Regions from separate parts of the Homo sapiens genome. Here regions 2 and 3 are each linked to region 1. Evidence: read pairs that join two places in POLR2A ChIA-PET (ENCODE). Cell type or tissue: OCI-LY7. All regions are shown on one strand. Links, peaks and the distances in the headings refer to the core of each region. The heading gives the core; the rest is flanking DNA.

What was found. Peaks named below come from ENCODE experiments on the same cell type or tissue, not always from the same donor. Only the 100,000 strongest peaks of a DNase experiment are listed, where the experiment ranks them.
Region 2: POLR2A ChIA-PET joins it to region 1 with 5 read pairs; 2 of 35 experiments call an interaction of 5 or more read pairs at or near these places.
Region 3: POLR2A ChIA-PET joins it to region 1 with 6 read pairs; 2 of 35 experiments call an interaction of 5 or more read pairs at or near these places.

What each region holds. Positions count from the first base shown.
Region 1 is chr6:107,529,145-107,537,583 of GRCh38, forward strand. SOBP (sine oculis binding protein homolog) reads left to right here. Exons shown (of 7, transcript NM_018013.4): 4 at 4,315-4,466. Among named protein-coding and RNA genes, the nearest start is that of SOBP, 43 kb to the left of the region's middle. In OCI-LY7, for the core only: CTCF peaks have their summits at 7,344 and 7,543; DNase peaks (open chromatin) are centred at 6,737 and 7,237; H3K4me3 peaks cover 1,922 bases; H3K27ac peaks cover 3,693 bases.
Region 2 is chr6:106,500,882-106,509,320 of GRCh38, forward strand. The region is part of intron 2 of CRYBG1 (crystallin beta-gamma domain containing 1); the gene reads left to right. LOC101927405 (a long non-coding RNA gene) reads right to left here and starts at 1,340. Exons shown (of 3, transcript XR_245566.4): 1 at 1,034-1,340; 2 at 35-133. In OCI-LY7, for the core only: no CTCF peak of the experiment used is centred there; no DNase peak of the experiment used is centred there; H3K27ac peaks cover 89 bases.
Region 3 is chr6:107,419,078-107,427,516 of GRCh38, forward strand. The region is part of intron 1 of PDSS2 (decaprenyl diphosphate synthase subunit 2); the gene reads right to left. Among named protein-coding and RNA genes, the nearest start is that of PDSS2, 36 kb to the right of the region's middle. In OCI-LY7, for the core only: no CTCF peak of the experiment used is centred there; no DNase peak of the experiment used is centred there.

The DNA.
Region 1 (8,439 bases), core at 165-8,164:
GACTCTGTAGAAACTTTAAGTTAGATTGCTTTAAAGTGTTTGGAATTGAATTATTTCAAAAAGGAATTTCTTTTTTGCAGAAGTTATAAAGAAAGCAAACTTCAGTTTCTTGCCTGCTTTCCAGGCCTTGACTTTATTCTGTTTTTAAATATAGCTGCTGCAACAAGTAGATTGACACAGTGCAGCCCGGCCATGGGCCATTTCATGTCATTTCATGGCATGGGGAACACACAGGAGTCTCCTCAGACTGCCTTGTAACTTGTCTCAAATATAATCCAGGTCTTTCATTGATTATCTGGATGTGTGCATTCTAGGAACTGTTGGAGGAGATAGATGTCCCAGCAAATACTTTCGGAATTTCCCCTCAGTCTTGGACTCCCATGAAAGTTACAAAGGGGTGGTAAATCTACAGTTTAATTGCCTGGAGTCCATTAATGCCCTACTGATTTTCTTTGGGCACTGGTCAGGTAAGTTAGTATACATGTTTATAGCCAATTTAAATGCCCCAAGAAGATCACTGACCAATGGCCATCCTTATTTTTAAAAGTCACCAGATAAGGCAATTTCTCAAACAACTTCAGCAGGGCATTCCAGAAATGCTTGATCTCATACTTCTCTGCACTATAATAAATACAATTTTGATTTCATCTTGGAGTAATCTGAACTTCTGGGATGTAAAGTAGAAAAATGTTCTATAGCTCTTGGAACATTAGATTGGAAAGAAAATGCCTTAAACATTCTGCTTAATTAAATTCGGTACAAATTTTTCATGATTAATTGAAATATGCTTATTTTGACTGATACATATTTATATGATATTATCATATGAAAATTATGTTATACAAACCGTTCTCTTTGGGAATGTGATTTAATGCTGTAAACATTTTACATTTGTTGTATTGTTTATTATAAAAATGCACAGGCTGATGGCTGTAAGGTAATGTCATGTAAAAATCTGTTATGTGAATCTTCTCTGAGGTAATCTCAAGTCTCTAATGGCACAGACCGTTAGCCAAAATGTAAGACAGGTAATTAGGTTTTCCCTAGCTTGAAGAAATATTTTTTTAAGTAGAAAAAAAAATTTAAAGCAGATCAAGTTAGAAAAGTTAAAGTGCTGAAACCTTCTATTTTGCCATTGTAAAGCATGCATTTCATTTCCATGTTTATTGTAAAGCATGCATTTCATTTCCGTGTTTCAGGTAGAAAGAGATGCAGGGTTGAAGTGGACTGATCCTTTTGACTTTAACCACTTAAGAAGTGTTCACTTTTCTAGGGGTGCAGTCATAAGATGGGGACACCATCTCATGTCTGATGACAGAATTTTGAACTATAGTTTGGCTGACAATATTAATTTAGATAATCACAGTTCTTTATTAGTTTCTAAAATCTGTTACTAATATAAAAGACTTTTATAAATCTAGAATGCCTGAAATACCGGAAAATGTTTTTTAAATTTTTTGAATAACCCAATTATCAGACTGTTCTTTGGATCATTAGCTGCTGATAACAGTTTAATACTAGAAAAGGAGAAATCTGATGGGCTTTTCCCAAAGCATATACCTTTATGAAATGGAGTTGTATGAAAAACTGCGGGGAGCGTTGACTTATTTAACAAGGCAGATGCTAACCATCATTCTAGAAGTTTTTCCAGCAGCCAGATATAAAAGTGCACAATGTATTTGGTCTCATGTCATATTGTTGCTTTGTAGTAAGAATGATTTATAAGAAATAATCTGTTTTAAAATTCTACCTTTTTGTTCGTTTATTTGTTAGGTCCTTTGTAAGAAAGTATTCTTGCCTCCCTTTAAAAAATGACAAGTGGGTCTGTCTGGTGATGATGGATTGAAGCTTGAGAAAGACCCCGGAGCTGCCCTTTGGCCTCAAGCATCATTCCTTCAGGCCAGGTCCAAGCTGCAAGCTAAGCGCCTGGCCTTGTGAATAGCTTTGCACTCTATTCTTTCTCATCTCAGTGTTGGTCCATTATAGCTGAAGATCTAGGACTTAAACAGTTTTATGCTTTGTTTCCCAAATCAGATTATTTAAAGGAAGAAATAATGAGGGGGACCTAATGCATGTTCTAAAATGGCTCCTTGGGAAGTGGGGTCTCCTCATTAAACTGTGAGGCCAGGTGATTTCCCGCATAAATTTTTTTCCTTACAGATTTCACCAGAATCAAGCTTACTGCCAGTGGATAATTTATGAGAATTCTGCTGTATCTTCTTTTTCAGGAATTTAAGATTTTAAAGTATCTTATCAATTGGGAAAAATAGAAACTATTAGTTGCTATCTAGTTTAGTAAAGATAGGTGAATATTTTAAAATATATGCTATTTCTAATCTAAGAAAACTGCTCCATACACCAAGGTAAATTATAAAGCTTTGCTAATTTTTCATACCATGTAAAATGTTCATATGTAGAGAGATGCCATATTAGAGATCATGTAAAATATAAATAAAAGCTTGCTTTTATTTATTTATTTTTAAATTTTTTTTGTTAAGGATATTCCTGAAATATCAAAAAGCTTGCTTTGAATAGAACAAATTATTAAATACAGTAATTGTTTGACATTTGATTTCATATTATACCATTTAAAGAAAGTTATCAAAAATGTTGGACTGACATCAAAGGTCATTTTTTATACTATCTCACTTGATAACAATAGATCACAATATGTAATTTGTGAAATACTAAAAGGTCATTAAAATGGCAATATTTATTCCATTGAGGTAAATAAAATGCTGCATATAGTTCTGAGTGGTGATACTCAGGGGGAAAAAAGCCATATCTCTGCACTACAAATTAGTTTGCTTCTAATTTTGCAGGCTGATGACCACACTGCCTCAAACCAAATCTTTTCCCTGGAAATGAAATGATTGCATGACAAACTCTATGAACCCTGAATATGTCAACAACTCGTGGACCAGGCCTTGCTTAGCAATTAGTCTTTGGGGGATTTTATCCAGAAATCAGACAACACTATACGAGTGCTTGTTGGGGATTTTATGATTACCATTCATGTCTGGAGCATGAATGTGGGTTAATAAAAAAAAAATTCCATAAAGGAAGAAGAGATGTGGCAATCAGTCTCTCTCTCTCTCACACACACACACACACACACACACACACACCACACACACACACACACAGTCACTATCAATTGGGAGGACAGAGAAAACTCAAGATGTAGCAAAAGCCGTTAAGAGGCAACAAGGAAATATTACTTAGGTGTCTACTTAAAGTTTCCTTTTATTCACCCCCACCCACCCCTCAGAGGCCAGTTTTTCCCAGACCTGAATATCACCATCATAATGTTTGTCATAACTTCTGACCACCTGCACTATGACTTACTGAATATATTTTACTAATTGACTCACTTTAAAATCCTTTGTTTTAAGCAGTAGTATTTGTGATATCATGGGCTCATTATGCTAGTTAAATTTGTTTTCTTCTCATACAAAGGAAAAGAAATACAATTTAAATAATGGAAATATTTGCAAACCACCTAAATTCATTCTGAGCAACCCCATGACATGACATGAGGGGCTGGGAGGACCACCAATCTGGCTGAGAATGATCTGGCATTCCCATTACCATCCCTCCATCCAGGGCCCAGGAACCACATCACATGGAGGAGAATTTCAATCAGGCCTGCATCTCCCTTAGGACACCAGTGCCGGAAGGCTGCATTGTCAGAGTCTGTTCAGCGAGCCAGGCTTGTCCCTTTCCGTTGCCAGAATCTGGCCACGCACATCTTTCCTTTTTGACTAAACGTGTTGCTTGGGAATTATTACATTGCAAGAATAAACAATAGCACATATCATTTAACAGTAATAGGGAACAGGCCATGGTTGAGCCTGGCGTCTGGTCAAGGTTCACATGAGGGTGTTCCATTTGTAAGTTAGCACCCTACAAATTGTCCCACCCAGTGCAGATCCTGCAGGCTTTCACAGGACCTTTGAAGAAATGGGTTATTTTACAAGCTTCGTTAGTGCTGGGGCTGGTTTAACTAGGCAGATGAAGCTTTTTTTTTTTTTTTTTTAAACCAGGCTAAGAAGCCCTAGGAGCCCTTGTGGCTCTGCAGTCATGCTCTGGTTTTTAAGTAAATGTCTTTTGGAAACTTAGGAGCCAAAAAAAAAAAAAAAAAAAAAAAAAGAGAGAGAGAAAGAGAGAGAGAGAGAGAAAGAAAAAGCACTTCTTCTCCAAGGTCCAGAAACTAAAATCAGGCCCAGGTAGCTCTGTCAGGTTCAGGGTGTGTCTAAATTTGAAGGGATGTTTGCTTCTGATATGAACATTTTTCTTATACTTTTATTATAGAAGATGATGTGTCAAATGTACAAATAATGTGTGCCTGGTGCCAGAAAGTGGGAATCAAGCGCTATTCCCTGAGTATGGGAAGTGAGGTGAAAAGCTTCTGCAGCGAGAAGTGCTTTGCGGCCTGCCGACGAGCCTACTTCAAGAGAAATAAGGTAAGAGCACCGGAGAGAGAGGCGGCCCCCCACAGGCCTCACCAGCCCACACGCGCATGTGCCTCATAGCTTCTAGCGGAAAACACTGCGCACCTTTTACTTTTATATTTTTATTCTCTCTGTTTTGTTGATTCCCCTTTTGTGTCATGCTTAACCTTTTGGAATAAGGAATCCCCTTCTAATGTGTTTCTCTTGGCTTAGTGTTTGTGTTCTGAGAGGGTGAATGAATCTGATGAGGACACTGTGATCACAGCTGGTATCCTCATGGCCAGTGTCTTTCCAGCAGTAGAGTGCAGACTGCACTCTGAGTACATGAAAGATAAGTGGTAGATATTTCTTTAAAAAGCCAAGTAATTAGCCACAAAAGCATGGCCAGAAAGTTTTAGCCCACTTAGTTTAATTCTTGTACCCAGTGGAAATACTGCTATTGCTCTTTTCAAAATCTGGCCCACGAGTTCTTGTCAAGAAAAATGTCAAGTCTCTCTTGACATCTTATGTTAAAGCTGATTGATATTGAGAAAAGATGAAATCATGAATACGTGAAACAACATTGCTCACACAGCCAAGCATTTGTGAGGAGCGTGGTGGGTAAACACAGGAACAGCCATCGTTAGAATTTTTTTTGGTTTTGTTTTGAAGACATCCCAGGTCTGAAAATGTCCTTTTTGAATAGTGTTAGCCACCATGGATGGGAAATGGAATGCATGATGTTTTTACAATCACACGCACATGCACACAACTATTTTCTGAATCCTTAAAGAACTGCTGTAGCCTTTGCCACCAACTACTGCGGTAACTTGCTAGTCCTCAATTATTTTCCATTGATATGTAAAGCTTCCTTAATTCATAAAATCTTTACTAAAATTGTCCACATTTTGTTGTTTCCATTTCTATAATACAAGATCCAAATCTGTTCTTCTTGAAGCAAACAATTATTATTTTTCCAAAAGTGTGATATTTGCAATCCTGAAATGCTAATTATGGGCTCACTGCATTGCAGGCACTGTTGCAGCAAATTATCTCCTGAAAATTTGGGTCACATTCATTCTGCCAAAAAACATAATGCCAAAAGAATTAGGCTGCAGAATTCAGCAGGGTGGAATTTTAGTAGCAGTCTCTAAGAGTTAGGCTCATAATCTTCACTGAAACAGAGAGGCAAGTAAGGAAATTGTTTGGAATTCTTTTGGGACTGTCAGCAGTCAAGTTCACTTTCCCCTGGGAGGAGCCAGTGAATCTGGGGAGGAGGGTGGGAAGAATGATGCACGGGAGACACGTTTTGTTTTAATATAGGGGGATTAAAATGATCTCTGAGACCCCGGGGCTCCCGTTTTGAATGCCGAGCACTGGAGTAACAAACCCAGGAGTGGGCCCAGTGCTTTCTTCTTCAAAGCCCTACTTACCACAACAAAATACTTTGCATTCCAATCCAGAAGATGGCTATAGAACAGGGCTTTTTGTCTTTCTATAATTCTGAAGGGTTATGGGTCTGAATCTTGATGGGCTGCCTGTAGGGACTAAAATCAAGCAAGATGGATTTGTCACAATCCTGGTGATACATGTTATATTTTGCAAACTGTATTTTATAGTGAGCCTTTGAAGAAAGACACCTGATTCCATTTGGAAAAACACTCCAGAATACCATATCTATATCTATATTGTTTACATCATTATAAAGTTTAAGGTCAAACTGAATTTAAACTTTCATAGGGTACATTTTTGAAAAATGGATAACTGGGAGCGAGGATAGGAATTAGCATTTGAAATACTTACAGCAGGTAAAGTCAGCAGTGGGAGGAGGACCATCACATTTCACTTTCTACCAGGCGTTATTGGGATATGTCTTTGAACATCTTGCTAAACCTGGAAGTTGCAGCAGTTTGGTGTTTAGCCAGTGACTTTGCCAGCTGATCCCAGTTGTCTGTTAGTGTACAAACAATTCCTCCCTTCTCTGCAGTCTTCATCCTTCCTTATATATCCCAAAGCTCTGATGTGCTATGCCTTCTTGTGTGTGTGTGTGTGTGTGTGTGTTTTTTTTTTTTCCAAATAGAGAAATAAACTAGTCTATCATTTGTTGGCTTCTTTTTTTTTAATTTTAAAGAGTGTTATCTCTGTTACAATATTATATTGTCTTACAATAAACATGTACAGCTGCTGCATTTCTGTTAACTGATAGGATTTTGTGGTCATTTCATTTAGGGCTTGGGTTTCCTAATGGATTGTATTAGATACCAGTCTCCATCCTGCCATTTCTAAGAACTGCTTGTAATAAGCCCCTGGGTGTTCCGTACTGAAGACAATAGCAAATAGCTACTTCTCCTCTTGTATCATTTAACAAAGTCCTTAGTCCTTGTTAATTAAATTGTGGACTTTCTTAATCTTAGAAAAAGGGCAAAATTCTTCCCATTCCTACATAACAGATTTTTTTTCTGGCTAAATTCTACCTTTTTTAAGTTTTGAGAAGTGGATAGAAAACAGAGTGAATAATGTGTGTGTGTGCAGAACAGAATTTTGCCTTAGGTATAGTGTAGACTTAAAAAAACATAAAATTAACTGTGCTGTAAATTATGCTTTATGACAGCCCGCTTCTTGCTGGATAGCATGGTGGGATCTAAAAATGGTCTCTAAGTTGAACCCAAATTGCATGCATAACTTTACAAAGAAAAATCCTAGTAGAAAAGGTAGCTAATTAGGAGCAGTATTCAGCTGACCTCTGTTTTGTGTCTGAGCAACACCTGCATTTGTGAATGTAAATTGGACAGCTGTGCTTGTGGTCTCTGTGCATTTCTCTTCACACACGCTTGGGTGTAGAGTCAGGAATTGATTTGCTGCTGAAAACAAGGACAAAAATAACCCAACTCTCAAAATGATGGCCCACTGAAAATGGGCTCTTGAAATTTCTTTTGCCTCTCAATCCTTCATTTCTTTTTGGGTTTCTGTGTTTGTTTAATGGGGCGGGTTGAAAGTGTCACATACATCTCTCACAGACTGTCACTATGCAATAAGGTGGGATGGATTGAAGCCAGGTTAACCTATATAGTATATAGGTTATATTTTTAACTGAATTTAAATTTTTATTTGAAGAGTTGTCTGGATTGCTACGAATATTAGGCTTTCTTCAAAATACTTCTACTCAACACTGCCAGGAGAGGACCATGAATCACAGCTGTATTCACTTAAGGACTCTAACTACTAGTTTACACATTTCAGAATGTTGGCTCTAGGAAGTGGATAGTGTTAATTCATAATATATTTTGTAGGGTCCTTATCCCCGAAGGCTTATTTGCTGGCTTAAAAGTTTTTGAAACAGCGGGTAAGAAAAATACTTATGTAGTCTGTGGGCATTGTATGGACAATGGGATGTCAATCTCATTATTTCATGTATTGGAGACTTTTCAGGGAACTAATAGCTCACTCTTTTCCCAGCCCATTTTTGGACTTGAGAGCATTTCTGTCCTTGTAATTCATCTAGGAATTGGAAAGTTGCAGAGACTCCTTAGTGATTTTGCACTCTTGTGAAAACATTTAGTCCAACTTGCTAACACCAGTTTTACTTTGCATAGTAATGCACACGTAAAAATACTCTTTCCTAAGGGAGTAATGTCTTGTAACCATTATCCCTCTAAAAAGGAGTAACAAACAAGACCACAAATGTTAGTCACTTCCAAATGGCCTGTGTTTGATCTCTTTCCTTTTACATGGGAAATATCTTATTGTCCAAACTAATATCCAAAAATCAAGAAGGAAATTAAAAGTCAAGACAAATGGCTACTGCAGGCAATGTAAAGGATGATTATTTACTTTTCTTGTTCGGATCTCAAGTTTTTAGTGTTCTTTATGGATTCGGAATGTTGATAATTTACAAGTAAACACAAATTCCTAAGAGCACCAAAGTTTTGCTTCCTTGTTCTAGTTTTTTAATAATTTGAAAGGCCGGGCGCCATGGCTCATGCCTGTAATCCCAGCACTTTGGGAG
Region 2 (8,439 bases), core at 257-8,256, 1.0 Mb before region 1:
GACAGGCCTTTGTTTCTATCTGAAAGTTGCTTACTCAGGTTCGGTGATAGGTGATTGCCCCAAACCACTGTCCATTCCATGATACACTGTTGTCTGACTCTTGATTGTTGATAGGCTGGAGGATAAAGGATTTCTGGAAAATATGTACATTTGGTAAATATTTAAGTGCCTATTGGTACCAAGCATTGATGAAGAGGTAGGGACACAGGTGAACAAAATAACGTTCTTGTTCCTCACGAAGCTTATGTTCTGTAAGCAGACACAGCAATAAAGAAATATACAAATATATATGCAATATGGTTCAGGTAATGTTAAGTGCTATGAAGAAAAATAAAGGAGAATAGATCATAGAAAGTGAGGGTGCTGTTTTACATAGGGTGATTCAAAAGTGTTCACCCTGCATAGTTTGCATATCCTCCATACCTTATGAGCTGCAAAAAAGAGATTAAAAAAAGAGTAGGCTTATATTGTTTTCTTTATTCTAGCCATGACACATTAAAGATGAGTGCTCATGAGCAATGATATGCCAAGTTCTGCAGACAAATTAGCTCTGTTAGAAACTACATCTGATAAAGCTGTTATTTTCATCTCCTTCTCACCAGTTGAGAACCATAAATTCATTGTGTTACTTACTTAGTTTCTATAATTTTAACTTGAGCAAAACATCAGCAAAATATCGCACTGTTAATAAAGCCAGCCATCACTGTCATAGGCTACTTTGTGCTTTTCAAAAGATGTTCACATGTATCATTTCACATGAATTTCTCAGTACCCTGTATGATAGATGTGCAACTTTTGAGAGAATAAGTGATTTGATCCCATTTAGTAGTATTCCTGAGTTCTGATCATAGAAGTGTGAAATCTACTTCTTAATTTGCAAAGTGTTGGTAGAAAGTCAACAATTCTCACTAGAAACTACAGGAAACTAAGACATTTCTGGGCAGTGTATATTAATTGGAAAGATAAAGATTGTTCCATTTTCTAGAAATAAATCCACTATTAAATCCACACTTACAAACATGGCTAAACTGACCTGAAGTTATGAGGTCTCAAGGTCACTAGAAGTCTCAGAGCCAGCCTAGCTAGAGTCCGTGCTGTGTTGGAGAGGCTTGTCTGTTCCTCTTCTCCAGCTCTCATTTCTCTTCTGGGTCCCAGTCAGCCCCAGGGCCTCTGACTTGGCTGTAGCTGTGCCTGGTCGGGGCAGGCAGGCTGTGTTAGTTGTCTCCAAGGGCCGCTTCACCCTCTTTCCCCCAACTTAATCACCATCTCCTGCATCATATCATTTATACATGGATGACCCAACTGAAGTTTAGTCCTTGGTTCTTTAGTACTTAGATTCTGAGACTCACCAGTGGCTTTTAAGTGCTTTAAAGTAACCATTCTTGATCTTTGACATGAATTATTGCACAAGTCATTCTTTTTAAATTGCATAAGGAATGTACTTTCTGGGTTACAAGTTAATAAAAAGGAACTGATTTGATGACTTCACAAGGAACACATTTCCATTTTCCAGTTTGGCTAAATTTTAGTTAGGAACTAACTTGTCAGTAATTTGATTATGTTAATCAGGATATGCATATAATCCAGGAGGTAGAATAAGAAATACTTTTGCTATAAATTTCAAACTACTCTATCTCCTTTTAATTACACATTATGCATAAGAAAAAAAATCGCCGAATTAGGATAATACATCTCAACTGTAAAGCAAATTAATTCAGCCGGATAGCTTTGTGAGAAAAAGAGAATGTTGGGGAGACTATTCAAAGTACAGGTAGAGAAACCTTCTGGGGTACTTGTTAGTCATAATTAGGCACACAGTAGAATTAGTCAGGATCCCAGCACAGGAAACATATAGCACACTCAAGTTGTGTAATTAAGGAAAGTAGTGAAGGACTATTTACAAAGTGTGGGCGAGGTTTTAAGGAAGCCAAGAAGGGCTAAAAAAAACCTTAGGCTTCAGGGTTCTTCTTTCACATGGCCTCTTCCAAGGCCCTCTCCTTAAAATCTATAAGCCAGAATTTTGTGTTCTTTGTCTTAAAGAAAACTCTCAAAATAACATATGCCTCATGCCCCACAAAACTTCATTCTACCTCAAGCAATAGCTAATGAAGCCTTCCCATCTGGCACCTGGTGAGGTCCTTTCCCATCTTAGGCCTGAAGGAGCAAGAGGGGAAAGCGGCTCGGGAATATGGGGAGAGAGAACAGCGGCGGAAGTGGGCTGCCTGGCAGAAGCCCTGGTCACACCCAGCCACACCCAACCCAGAGCCCAACTAAGAGATGGAGAGATTAGGGGGGAAATCAGGGCCTCCCACTGGCTGAACCTAACCAAATCCTAAGGACAAGAAAGTCAGTTTCTACCTTCCATCATAACTGGGAGCCTGGGGCGCAGACAAGGCTGAGGGAGGGTGAGCCTACGGAAAGATCCAGCACACTCTATCTACAATTACCTGGATTCTAAAGACAGAGCTCCATCACAAGAGAGGGCTCATTGGCTGTTTATGCTATCACATCCATTGCTGTACTGCATGGCCTAGGAGAAAGCATGTAAGCCATGCCTTCATAAAAGTGACACATTAATCATTCTAGTAAAGTCTTATTTTTCTAATGATACATTATAATTTCTAACAAGAAAAAATACTGAGCTACCTTTTAGAAAGCCTGACTTATGTCTTAGAAAAAATAATTCGATTCTACAGGCCACAGGTTGCCTCTTTAAGGTGCGGAGAAAATTCTGGCACAACGTAGACACTCAATAATTATCAGTGGAATGAATGAGTAAATGATCCTACAATTCAGACATTCCATGATCTTATCTTTTATCTTCCTTTCTGATTGATCATGTGTCGATGGCTTGAAACAATTAGGTTTCACTTTGTCTCTGTCAAAGTATAAATGACTTAAAGACAATACCAACCCGAAACTGGGAGTCTGCTTTTTAAAAGAAGCTTTTTGGGAGAATGAAATTATAATTATAAATTATAAATTAACTTTTATAATTGATGGCTTTTGTATTCAGTGACACCTCTTTTTCAGGACACAGGTTAATCTGGAAGTTAAAAAGTCTGTCACTATTCTTTCACCCAATAGTATACCTTTGATTGTACCCAACAGGATGATATTATTGTTTGGCCTGAAGTGACAGCATTAGAAAAAAAAAAAAAAAAAAACCACAACCATTGAGGTGTAAGTAGAGAGGTATGTGTTACATTATGTTGAAATGACAGAAAAAAGATTTTTTTAAAAAAAGAAAAATAGCATCAGAGATGAGGTGGGCACTAGAAGTGGTGACAAATATTAGAAGCAGCATGGGGCAAGCAGACATTCCACCCCGGGAGACTGGGAGCAGTGACATCGGAGAAGAAGGTTCTGAAGCCCTAACCTCAAGGATTATTGGTTATATCATATGAAATTGGACTGTAGATCAAAAATGGCCAAATGTCACAGTTTCATATACCTTTTCATAAGAGATCTGCTTACTACCAGACAGTGTTACAGTCTGTGGGTCATTTAGTGTAAGCCGTAGTCTTCACTCCTTCTAACAGCCCTGGAAGAAATCACTATTGTAGCACAAATGTAGTAACAGAGGTTCATAGTTCTGTCTCCAGAATCATAAAGAAGTAGCTAAATTATATCTAGTATACTCTTAGGTAACTGAATCATATATAATAGAAAATATTTTAAAAGTTAAAATGAAAAGCTTCTGTGCTTAATAGATCAGAGTTCATTTATGTGAACATTTCTTTATTCTTTTTGCTGTGCGTGTGTGTGTTTGTGTGTGTGTATATGTGTGTGTGTGTATAGAACAGGCCACATATATTATCCCAATCAATATCAGAAAGGAAAACACAAACGGAAAGGTGGGGAGGATAGTTAATTTATTTTTAATGCCTATTCCAAATCAATGTCTGTGGTATCAGGGATCTGTATGTGGATCCTCCCTTAAACTTAACTTCATCTGCCTGGTGTTTCTGATACTGAGATGATATTCTGCCATACACTTATCATGGGAAAATACAATTTTAACTTTAATTCTAAAAGTCTTCAGAATGAATATCCTGGAAGTTATTAAAAAAAAAAAAGAATCATGTCTCATAAAAGTCTTTCTTTAAGATGGACTGGAGTGCAGTGGTGCAATCTTGGCTACTGCAACCTCTACCTCCTGGGTTCAAGTGATCCTCCGGCACAGGACAACAGGCATGCCCCACCTCACCTGGCTAACTTTTTTTTTTTTTTTTGAGACAGAGTCTTGCTCTGCCAGACTGGAGTGCAGTGGCACCATCTCAGCTTACTGCAACCTCCGCCTCCCGGGTTCAAGCAATTCTCTTGCCTCAGCCTCCCAAGTAGCTGGGACTACAGGCACGTGCCACCACACCCGGCTAATTTTTTGTATTTTTAGTAGAGACGGGGTTTCATCATGTTAGCCAGGATGGTCTCGATCTCTTGACCTCAGGATCTGCCCACCTTGGCTTCCCAAAGTGCTGGAATTACAGGCATGAGCCACCGCACCCGGCCCAATTTTTGTATTTCTTAGTAGGACAAGTTTCACCATCTTGGCCAGTCTGGTCTTGAACTCCTGACCTTAAGTGATCCGCTGGCCTCAGCTCCCCAAAGTGCTGGGATTACAGGCGTGAACCACCATGCCTGGCCTTGTTTTTCTGTGTGTGTTTCTCCTTTTTCTCCCCCTTCCCCATTCCCCATCTTCGTTCTTTAGTTAGCTGTCACGAGTCTAAAGTCTTTCTTGCTTCTATTGAACAGAATTTTCTAACCCCTATTTTAACTTTTAAAGTTGAAGTGTAAAGTAGCTCAAATTCCTATATTTTTAAGCCACACAACTCATGCTATTTTTTTTTTTTTACAAAAAAACTGCTCAGGAAAAAAAGTTGCTCACTAGCACAAACACACATATGCATATGTTGTGAACAAGTAACATGGCCAATCCTATCATTTACAGTAATATCCAGTTGACTCATTCCCATGTGGCTGAATTGAAAAGCTAAGGTATCTTTCAGAAATCAACAAAGTGAGAGCTCTTAGGGAATCACACGTGTTTAAAAAAAAAAGTTACTTTTGTACATTGATGACCACATTTTAGAAGGATGCACAGGTGAGTACATGTAACAAGATTTTGTTCCACTTTCCTGAGTCAGATTTGGGCTGAGAGGCTGCAGTAAACCTGTGCACCGGTAGCTCCATCAACACGTGGAATCCTCACTCTGGCAGAATAAAGCTGCCAAGTCTTGACCACACTAAGTTTTAGGCAGATAAGATTTTCATTCTGATTTGTTTAGAACAATGTTTCTAGTTGTCTCCAAGAGCATTGACAACTCCTTTTTTGAAAGGCAGGAGGGATGTTACTAATTCTTTAGTAGCAGCAAATACTTTATGTCCACCTCTAGCTGTCAGTCCCCCATGCTAGCTGTTGGAAAGGCAACAGAACATTTTTCCTGTTCTCAAGGAGCTTACATTCACTGGGGAATGAAAAGGTGGGAAACATAGGAAAACTTATTTATTTATTTTTTATAAGAAACATCACTTTACTCAAAATGTTATTAGATTTCTTGTCACTTTTTTTTTTTTTTTTTTTTTTTTTGAGATGGAGTTTCGCTCGTCAGCCAGGCTGGAGTACAATGATGTGATCTCAGTTCACTGCAACCTCCGCCTCCTGGATTGAAGCAATTCTTCTGCTTCAGCCTCCTGAGTAGCTGGGATTACAAGCAACCACCACCATGCCCAGCTAATTTTTGTATTTTTAGTAGAGACGGGGTTTCACCACATTGGCCAGGCTGGTCTCGAACTCCTGACCTCAGGTGATCCACCCACCTCGGCCTCCCAAAATGCTGGGATTACAGGTGTGAGCCACTGCACCCAGTCTAGATTTCTTAAAGATATAAACAGATTATAAACATAAAACAAATGTCAATGACCCATAATTGTATTAAAATTTAAAAACTTAGTTTTGTTCCCATAGTTACTATAAAAAGGAAAAACCCTTAGATAGTCAAATTTAGCAGAATTTATTTAAGCAAGGAAAAAAAGAAAAATTCATGATTCGGCCAGCTTCAGAACCAGAACAGTTTCAAAAAAACTCTACCATTTACATTATCTCCTTAACTAATGGGTAGCAAATGTTACAAGGTAACATTTACTAAGTGGTAATAGTAGGAATATATAGTAGTATATATAGTAGGCGCTGCCACACCACGAAGGTTGAGAATCACCTAACAGCACTGCAGCTAGTGCTGCCTGGGCCTCTACACGCTGCTGGAATATGATCTCGTGGATGGTTACATGTGCCCCTAATGAGCCACATTTCATATTAGCCAACAAGAACACTCTAAAGCAGGTCGTAGCACACAACCCATGTGCCACCTCTACAATAGTCCTGTTGTGGACTGCTCCGTCCCAGTTGGACATGGATGATGGAAGGGTGCCAAGTGCAGGTTCTGCACTGTAAGGTGTGCAGGCTGCCTTAAGTAAGGTGGGCAGAAAATACACAGTAAAAAGGTAAATACAAAGGAGGACCCAGGATTGCATGTGCTCTGAGAACACCCAGCCTGGGAACCCTCAGGACCCTGCCCAGGCCTGTGGGAAAGTCAGGGGCAGAGGAATCTGAGGAAGCATGAAGAAACTTGATGGTCACTCATGGCCTCTTTGCAAAACACTCCCCTTCCTAGCAAATTATCATCAAGCCTGGAAAGGTGGTGGGTCTGTGGCTTCCCATCCTAGGTTTAAGACCCCAGACCCAAAGGCTCAAACCTAAGAAGGTCCCTCTCTGACAACTCCCAGGCCAGCTAGTTTTTTGTCTCCATTTGCCTTAGTTTCCCCCTGAACAATGGAAAGAAACAATTCCTGGTTGAAAAGAAATACGTATCGCATTTAGGAAGGGGTGTTCCTCAAAGATGTGACTGAGGACTTTACTCAGGAGGTATGGGGCATTCTGAGCCCTGCTCAGATGATCCTGTTTGGAGATATGATCTTGGATATCCACAGGGACCTGGTCCCGTGGGAGAAGACTGCATTCCCCTGTCAACGAGTCTATCATTTGAAATGACACGAGATCCCTCATTAAGAACTGCATAACGTGGCTGGGTACGGTGGCTCACATCTATCATCCCAGCGCTTTGGAAGGCTGAGGCAGAAGGATCACTTAAGCCCAAGACTTTGATACCAGCCTGGGCAACATGGTGAAACTCTCTACAAAAAAGTTAAAAATTAGCTGGGCATGGTGGCACATGCCTATAGTCTCAGCTACTTGGGAAGCTGAGGTGGAAGGATCACTTGAGCCTAGGAGGTTGAGGCTGCAGTGAGCTGTGATCGTGCCACTGCACACCAGGCTGGTCAATACAGTGAGACCCTGTGAAATGTGCACCCAAGACAGATGGATTGTGCCACACAGTGCATTTCTATTCTTTATTTCCCAGGGGGAAAACTCTGTTTTAAAGAGATTGTATCTTAACTTCATTTATATATACCCATCTTAAATGTACAGTTTGATGAGTTTTGAAAGATAAGTACTCATGTGTAACCATCACCACAATCAAGATATAGAACTTTAACCCTCAACGTTCCTTTGTGCCTCTTCCCTGTTGCACCACCACCACTTACCACCCACTGACCCCACCCTCAGGCAACCACCGACCTACTTTCTATCATTATAGATTAGATTTGCACTGTCTAGAATGTCATATAAATGTAACCATACAGTATGTAACATTTGGAGTCTGCAAAAGCATTTAGCATCCATATCCTTACATGTTTCAGAAGTCTGTTCCTTTTTTATTGCTGAATAATACTCTGCTGTGTAGATGTACCACAATTTGTTTATCTGTTCACAAGCCATGTCCGGTGACTTTGAGCTGTTTCCAGTTTTTAGCTATTATGAATGAATGAAGCCACTATGAACATTCATGTATTTTTAGGAAATTCAGCAGTCTGGCTGGTGATAAACAGGCTGCCCCTCTGAGGGGGGGAGGAGTCAAGTAGTTGAGCCAAGTTGAAGAGCAAGCAACCAGTTTTGTAAAAAGCATCTAATAGCCAAAAAAAAAAAAAAAAAAATTGTTTTAATGCCTATACTAAGCATAGAGAGGACTGCTTGCTGATCAAGCGTCTGCTGCATGGGAAAAGCAGATTGCAACATCATTGGCAGGACAGAGTAATACATATACTTAGTTGGTTTATTTTGACAGGGAATGGAATTAAGCCAAGACTCAAACCTATTTTCCCTGGCTACTACTTCAAGATACGTTTGAAGGCCTGTCCAGACAGCAGAGACACAGAGCTCTATGTCAGAGTCAGACTTTACCTGTGGTGGGACCTTGGACAAACGGGCACTAAAAAAAGACTACCTACCTAGCTGTTGGGAAGATAAAATGAAAGTGTGTGAATCACAAGGGCCTGACCCATAAGGATAGCTCAGTAAACATGTATTATGATTTAAAA
Region 3 (8,439 bases), core at 196-8,195, 110 kb before region 1:
GTCCCCAGAGATTTTGATTTGATTTTTGTGAGGCTCAAATATCATTTTTTTTAACCCACATACTAATGTGCAGCCAGCGTTGAGAACCACTGCTCTAGTATAGCAACTCATAAATGACGAGTTTCCCTAGGCCAAAGCAGAAATGGATATCAATCTAAAACCACATTTGTCTCAAAAATGCTACAAATGAAAACACTCAGTGATAGTCTATATTAGTTTAAATTTAGCACTGAGAGTTGCATCCCAGTTTAACTGACTTTGTCAAAGGAAGAGAAAAAATAAAACTCTTTATTCTACTTCTTCAATGTTTTTTATTTGTGGCATTTAAGACTTCAGAGATATAGTGCTCCAAGAAAAAGGTCCTTATTAGGATCTACATTCAAATTAGAGCAGTACACAAGAATTGTGTTTCCTTTGCTTACCTACTGACAACTGACCTTATGATAATACTACTAAAATTATGTAAGATATTTAGTCTTTGAATTTTTACAGTATGTTTTAGAAATGGTATAGACTAGCCAAGAGAAATAATCCATCAAATTCTCTGATAATGTGTTCTTTAGAATCACATTTTCCCTCTACTGTATTTTCCAGGTATCAAACTTGTAAACACACAAACACACACACACATACTTCAGTATGTTTGTGAGCAAATGTATAACTTAAAGTTTTCAAATGTGAGATTCTAAGCTATAAACTACTGACAGTCTTATGCATCTTTTGGTTAACTTAGCATCACCTCATATTCTTTCAGCAGCAAAATCCATATATGAAAAGCATCGTTATCAACCAAGTGTGTCCAAAGATTGATCTCCATAGCAACTGTAACTCTGCCACATGTAGTGTATAAGGCATCAGAGTTAACACCACATGCACACAAAGTGTTGGTATTATGTAGTCCAGACTGGTTGCTGTAGAAACCTAAACCGAAGTCCCTGACAACAGTGGATAAAATGAAAACAACAACAGAATGGTCCTTAAGAACTTACCTATCTACTCTTCTGCTTTCAAGCAAAGCCATCCTAAATGCTCTATTGATATTATTTATACTTAAAACTGATAGCACTAAAGGAAAATAATTTTAAATGATGTTATATCTTTAGGAATCACTTCCTATTCCATAAAAAATTCTCCTTCCCACCCTCTGCTCAACTGGATGTTCAGAAGCTCACTCCAATAAAGTACCGTCACCTTCTTCTAGCCTCAGCCAGAACCAGTCCCACACAGACAAGCTGGAGAGGTGCTAGCCTTTTGCTGCGACTACCACAACTATGATAGATACAGACAAGCTTATTCTAAAACAAGTTTGAAAAAGAAGAAAAGTAGGAAGAATCACTCTGCCTTATATTGTCTCACTACATCGCTATCATAATCAAGACAGTATAGTATTGGCAGAAGAAAAGACAAATAGACCAATGGAACAGAGAATCCAGAAGTGGATAAATACAAATACACCAACTGATTTTTCACAAAGGTACAAAAGTAGTTCAATGGAGGGAAAATAGTCTTTTCAACAAATCATGCTGGAACAACTGGACATCCATGGGCAAAAATAAAAAATAAAATAGAAGCTTGACTTAAAACGCACACCGCATACAAAGATCAATGCAAAAAGGATCACGGATTTATGTAAAATGTGAACCACAGAACTATAAAACTTTTAGAAGAGAACATAGGAGAACATCTTTGGGACCTAGGGCTAGGAAAAGAGTTCTCAGACATCACATCAAAAACCCAATCTATAAAAGAAAAAAAAAAAACCAGTAACTGGATGTCATCAAAATTTAAAACTTTTACTCTGCAAAGGACTCCATTAACAAGATAAAAAGATGAGCCACATACTAGAAGAAAATATTTGCAAATTTTATATCCAAAGGACTTCTATCCAGAATATGTAAAGAATTCTCTAAACTCCGCAGTAAGGAAACAAACAGTCTATTTGAAAATAGGCAAAAAGACTTGAGTATTCATCTTACCAATGAGGATGTAAGTATGGCAAATCAGCACATGAAAAAACGTTCGACATCATTAGGCATTAAGGAAATTAAAGCTAAGATGAGATATTACTACACATCTATTAGAATGGCTAAAATAAAAAATACTGACAATACCAAATGCTAACAAAGGATATGGAGAAACTAGATTTCTCATACCTTGCCAGTGGAAATGTAAAATAGTACAGCTACTCTGGAAAACAATTTGGCAATTTCTTATGAAATTGAACATACACTTACCATACAACCCAACAATCACACTCCCAAGCTTTTATCTTAAAGAAACAAAAACATGTTCACATAATCACCTATACATGAATGTTCAGAGCAGCTTTATTTGTAACAGCCCAAACTAGAAACAACCCAAATGTTTATGGTAAATGGATATATAAACTATGGTACATTCATACAATGAGATATTAATTAGCAGTAAAAGGGAACAAACTACTGGCATACACAACTTAGGTGGATCACAAGGACATTACGCTGAGTGAAAACTGTCAATCTCAAAAGGTTACGTACTATATGACTCCATTTCTATAACATTTCAAAAGACAAAAACATAAAAATGAACAGATCAGGCAGTGCTCAAGGTTAGGAAAGGAGGAAAATTCCTGGTGCTGCACTTTGTAGTCTCAAAGTGCAACACCAGGAATTTTCTTCATAGCGATGGAACAGTCCTATATCTTGATGATGGTAGTTACAAAAATCTATATACGTGATAAAATTTCACAGAACACACACACACACACACACACACACACAAACGAATGCATGTAAAAACGAGTGAAAGCCAAATAAGGTTTGTAGTTTAGTTGGCAGTACTGTACCAATGCCAATTTCCTGGTTTAAATAATGTTCTATACTTATGCAAGATGTTACCACGGGGAAAGCTGGATGATGGCTAAAAGGACCTCTCTGTACAATTTTTATAACTTCCTGTAAGTCAGTAATTATTTCAAAATAAAAAGGTTAAAAAAAACTTGTCAGCAAAAACCTATAAAATTTTAAAAGTAAAAAAAAAAAAAAAACTTAAAACATTTGACAAAAAGACCCTTAATATATGAAGAGCTCTTCTATGTCAATAGGAGATAGTGCAAATAAAAATAAGGAAAGAATATAACTAGGCAACTCAACAAAGAAATAAAATTGGCCAACCACATAACAAAAAAGACTCAATCTCATTAGTATTCAAATACTAATATTAGTATTAATATTCAACATACAAGAAGACTTTTATAACATCTCTCAAGTTGGCAAAAATTATCAATATCCAAGGTTAGTAAGAACAAGGAAAAACAGGCACTCCCATATACCATGGACAGAAATTAATGTATGAAAATATTTCCAATAGAAGATATTCATACTCTTAATCCCAAAAAGTCAATATTTAGGAAGGTATCCTAAGGAAATAATCAAACAAGTGTGCAATGACATACATGCAAATTCCATCACAGTACTATCTATAATAGTGAAGAATTCAGGAGAAAAACATTTAAAAAAAAGAGGATAATTAACTGTATTATGGAATATTCATTATAATGAAATATCACGTAGTTGTTAAAATTATGTTTATTAATTTTAAAAGCAATTCTCTATATACTGTTGAGAGAGAAAAGTAACAAAAATATACACATGTGATAAACCTATTTTTATGGCCATGCAGGCTATACACCAAAATATTAACACTAGGTATCTCTGAGTAATTAAGACTAGGGTAACTTTTCGTTATATATTTCTGTATTGTCCGACAGGAGCATGTTTTATACAAAAATAAAATTAATTTTCATTTTTTAAATTAAACAATACATACTAAGCTAATGAGCGTTCTTTTAACTGGAGATTTCATATATTACGATGCTAAAAGCACTACATAATTTTTTTTACTTCCATAGAAAAAATAAAACTACCCTGCCTGATATAGTAACATCTGCTTTTTCTTTATGACTCCTCCAGGTTCCTGAAAAGATATTCATTTTTAGTTTAAAAACAAACAAAAAAAGCCTGACCAGGGTGGCTTTAAAGAAAAAAATCCATGCAACCCAAGGACTATGTATGCTTGCTCATCATGAAGTTGATAATCTCTGCATCTCTGTTATATCTAGTTGTAAATGGCAATGAGTATTGTTTTAGGTATTAGTAAACTGTTAATTTATTAATAACATATTGACAAGTGTACTCTCCATTTGTCATAGAAGAAAGCTGGACAGCAAAAAGGGAAAAGAGAATAAAATGACAAGAATGATAATAATATCTTCCTTAATGTGATCTTGGGAAAAAAAGAATTTCATTTCTGAGGATAAGGAAGGAGGACAGCATATAGGAAATAATTTCCTTTTTACATTGGTAACTTGTATCAATATCAGAATCTCTGAAAGCTTATTTGATAGTCTGTGGTAAGTAAGGTTTTATTGTTCAGTTGGAAAATAAAGTTTCTCCAGCAGAGACACATGGCTTCTTTGTCTGTTATTTCCCTCAGTTAAATACTTGAAATGTCCAAGTTTAATAATAAAATATTGTTGCTTTCATAGTGAATTTCCTGGATTATATCACTCTCCCGAAGCCCTTCCAGCATTTAAAGAAGTTTTTTGTTTTTGTTTTACAGACCTGAATTAAGAGGACTTACAATATGCTGAAATCATCAAGAAGCTTTCTTAGGCTCATTAAGTTAAAATTCTCCCACATGATTAACTGCTGATTTTGACTCAAAAGTAACATAATACTACCACTCCTCTTCCTGATTTCCACACTTGGCATTCCAGGTAAAAGGCAGAGCAGAAACAACTTCTTCCTATTTTCCATCTATACAATTCTACCCATTTCCAGCAGCTTCTTAAAATTTTTCTTCTTCCATAAAGCCTTTGGTTTAGCCAGCCCACAGTGTTCTACCCTGAAGTCCTGTAGCACTTAGCTAAACACTTCATTTAGCAATTACTAACAATTATGATTATTTTTATCTTGCATCTTTTTTTTTTTTTTTTTTTTTTTGGGACAGGGTCTCACTCTGTCACCCAGGCTGGATTGCAGTGGTGCAATCACGGCTCACTGCAGCCTTGACCTCCTGGGCCCAAGTGATCCTCCCATGACAGCATCTCAAGTAACTGGGACCATAGGCGAGCATTACCACATCCGGCTAATTTCTTTAATTTTTTATTTTTATAGAGATAGGATCTCCCTATGTTGCCCAGGCTGGTATCAAACTCCTGGGCTCAAGTGATCCTCCCACCTCAGCCTCCCAAAGTGCTGGTATTCAGGCATAAGCCACCACACTGGACCTTGTATCATTAAACTGCATCATTATTTGCATCTAGTTTCCCCAAGTTCTCTTGCAGGAACCTTTTTTACCTCAACATATCCCTTATTGTGCTTTAATACACAGTAGTGAGTCAATAAACATTTGTTGATCAACTATAACACAAGTAAACCTTTCAGTTCCACTCTTATTTGATACTAATTTTTTTTTCAACACTTAGCTATTATTTCTCCTACCTATCCTTTGTCTTACTTACAAGGACAAAACTACAAAGGAGAGGCTGAAGATACAGGCTGTGTAAGGCATTGCATTCTCTTTGTCTTCCTGCAGCAAAAATTATTTAAAATGTGAAAAGAGAATAAAATGAATTGTATACCTTTGGTATATGTCTTTCAAAGTGAAACGACCATCATTTAACAAGAAATTAGAGACCTCATTGGAGAATATGCTAAGGGAAAATCCAAGGGAATAATACTCATGGATTAATGAACTGATTCCTTCTCAAAGGATATGAACAACTCCATCAGTCTTTGATATGGTTTGGCTGTGTCCCCACCCAAATTTCATCTTGAATTGTAATTCCCACAATTCCCATGTGCCGTGGGAGGAACCCAGTGGGAGGTGATTGAATCATGGGGGTGGGTCTTTCCTGCACAGTTCTTGTGATAGTGAATGAATCTCACGAGATCTGATGGTTTTAAAAACGGGAGTTTCCTTGTACAAGATCTCTTTCTTTGCCTGCCACCATCCATGTACGATGTGCCTTGCTCCTCATTGCCTTCCACCATGATTGTGAGTCCTCCCCAGCCATGTGGAACTGTAAGTCCATTAAACCTCTTTTTCTTCCCAGTCTTGGGTATGTTTTATCAGCAGCATAAAAACAGACATACAGTAAATTGGTACCAGTAGAGTGGAGCATTGCTGAATGTATACCCAAAAATGTGAAAGTAACTTTGGAACTGGGTAACAGGCAGAGGTTGGAAGTTTGGAGGGCTCAGAAGAAGACAGGAAAATGTGAGAAAGTTTGGAACTTCCTAGAGACTTGTTGAATGGCTTTGACAAAAATGCTGACAGTGATATGAACAATAAGATCCAGGCTGAGGTGGTCTCAGATGGAGATGAGGAACTTGTTGGGAACCGGAGCAAAGGTAATTCTTGTTATGTTTTAGCAAAGAGACTAGAGACTTGTGGAACTGTGAACTAGAGAGAGATGATTTAGGGTATCTTGTAGAAGAAATTTATAAGCAGCAAAGCATTCAAGGGATGACTTGGGTGCTGTTAAACGGATTCAGTTTTAAAAGGGAAACTGGGCATAAAAGTTTGGAAAATTTGCAGCCTGACAATGCAATTGAAAAGAAAATCCCATTTTCCTCACACCTGTAATCCCAGCACTTTGGGAGGCCGAGGTGGGTGGATCACGAGGTCAGGAAATCGAGACCATCCTGGCTAACATGGTGAAACCCTGTCTCTACTAAAAATACAAAAAATTAGCTGGGCGTGGTGGCAGGCACCTGTAGTCCCAGCTACTCGGGAGGCTGAGGCAGGAGAATGGCGTGAGCCTGGGAGGTGGAGCTTGCAGTGAGCCGAGATTGCGCCACTGCACTCCAGCCTGGGCGACAGAGCGAGACTTCGTCTCGAAAAAAAAAAAAAAAGAAAATCCCATTTTCTGGGGAGAAATTCAAGCTGCAGAAATTTGCACATGTAACAAGGAGCCAAATGTTAATCACCAAGACAATGGGAAAAATGTCTCCAGGACATGTCAGAGACCTTTGCAGCAGCCCCTCCCATCACAGGCCTGGAGGTTTAGGAGGAAAAAATGATTTTATGGACCAGGCCCAGGGTCCCTCCGCTGTGTAGTCTAGGGACTTGGTCCCCTGCATCCCAGCTGCTCCAGCCATGGCTGAAAGGGGCCAACATAAAGCTTGAGCTGTGGCTTCAGAGGGTGCAAGCCCCAAGTTTTGGCAGCTTCCACACGGTGTTGAGCCTTTGAGTGTATAGAAGTCAAGAACCGGGGTTTGGGAACGTCTGCCTAGATTTCAGAGGATGTATGGAAATGCCTGGATGCCTAGGCAGAAGTTTGCTGCAGGGGCGGAGCCCTCATGGAGAACCTCTGGTAGGGCACTGCAGAAGGGAAATGTAGGGTTGGAGCCTCCACAAAAAGTCCCTACTGGGGCACCGTTTAGTGGAGCTGTGAGAAGAGGGCCACCATTCTCCAGACCCCAGAACGGTAGATCCACTGACAGCTTGTACCGTGTGCCCAGAAAAGCTGCAGCCACTCAACACCAGCCCATGAAAGCAGCCAAGAGGGTGGCTGTACCCTGCAAAGCCACAGGGGCAGAGCTGCCCAAGACCATGGGAGCCCACCCTTTGCATCAGCGTGACCTGAATGCAAGACATGGAGTCAAAGGAGATTATTTTGGAGTTTTACGATATGACTGCCCTGCTTGATTTTGGACTTGCATGAGGCCTGTAGCCCCTTTGTTTTGGCCAATTTCTCCCATTTGAAACAGCTGTACTTACCCAATGCCTGTACCCCCATTGTATCTGGGAAGTAACTTTCTTTTGATTTTACAGGTTCATAGATGGAAGTGACTTAAGATGAGTTACTGGACTGTGGGCTTTTGAGTTAATGCTGAAATGAGTTAAGACTTTGTGGGACTGCTGGAAAGGCATAATTGGTTTTGAAATGTGAGGACATGAGATTTAGGAGGGACCAGGGGCGGAATGATATGGTTTGGCTGTGTCTCCACCCTAATCTCATCTTGAATTCTAGCTCCCATAATTCCCATGTGTTGTGGGAGGAACCCAATGAGAGGTGATTGAATTATGGGGATGGGTCTTTCCTGTGCTGTTCTTGTGACAGTGAATGAGTCTCACGAGATCTGATGTTTTAAAAACGGGAGTTTACCTGCACAATCTCTTTTTGCCTGCTGCCATCCATGTAGGCTATCCACAAACCATTTTTTGTGACTTGCTCCTCCCTGCCTAACGCCATGATCATGAGGCCTCCCCAGTCATGTGGAACTGTAAGTCCATTACATCTTTTTTTCTTCCCAGTCTCGGGTATGTCTTTATCAGCAGCATGAAAATTGACTAATAGAGTCTTGTCCCTGATACTTCCAAAATCTGCACTCATGATTTGAGAGAGCCTTTATGAAATCAAACATATTTTTACCAATCATGAATTCTATC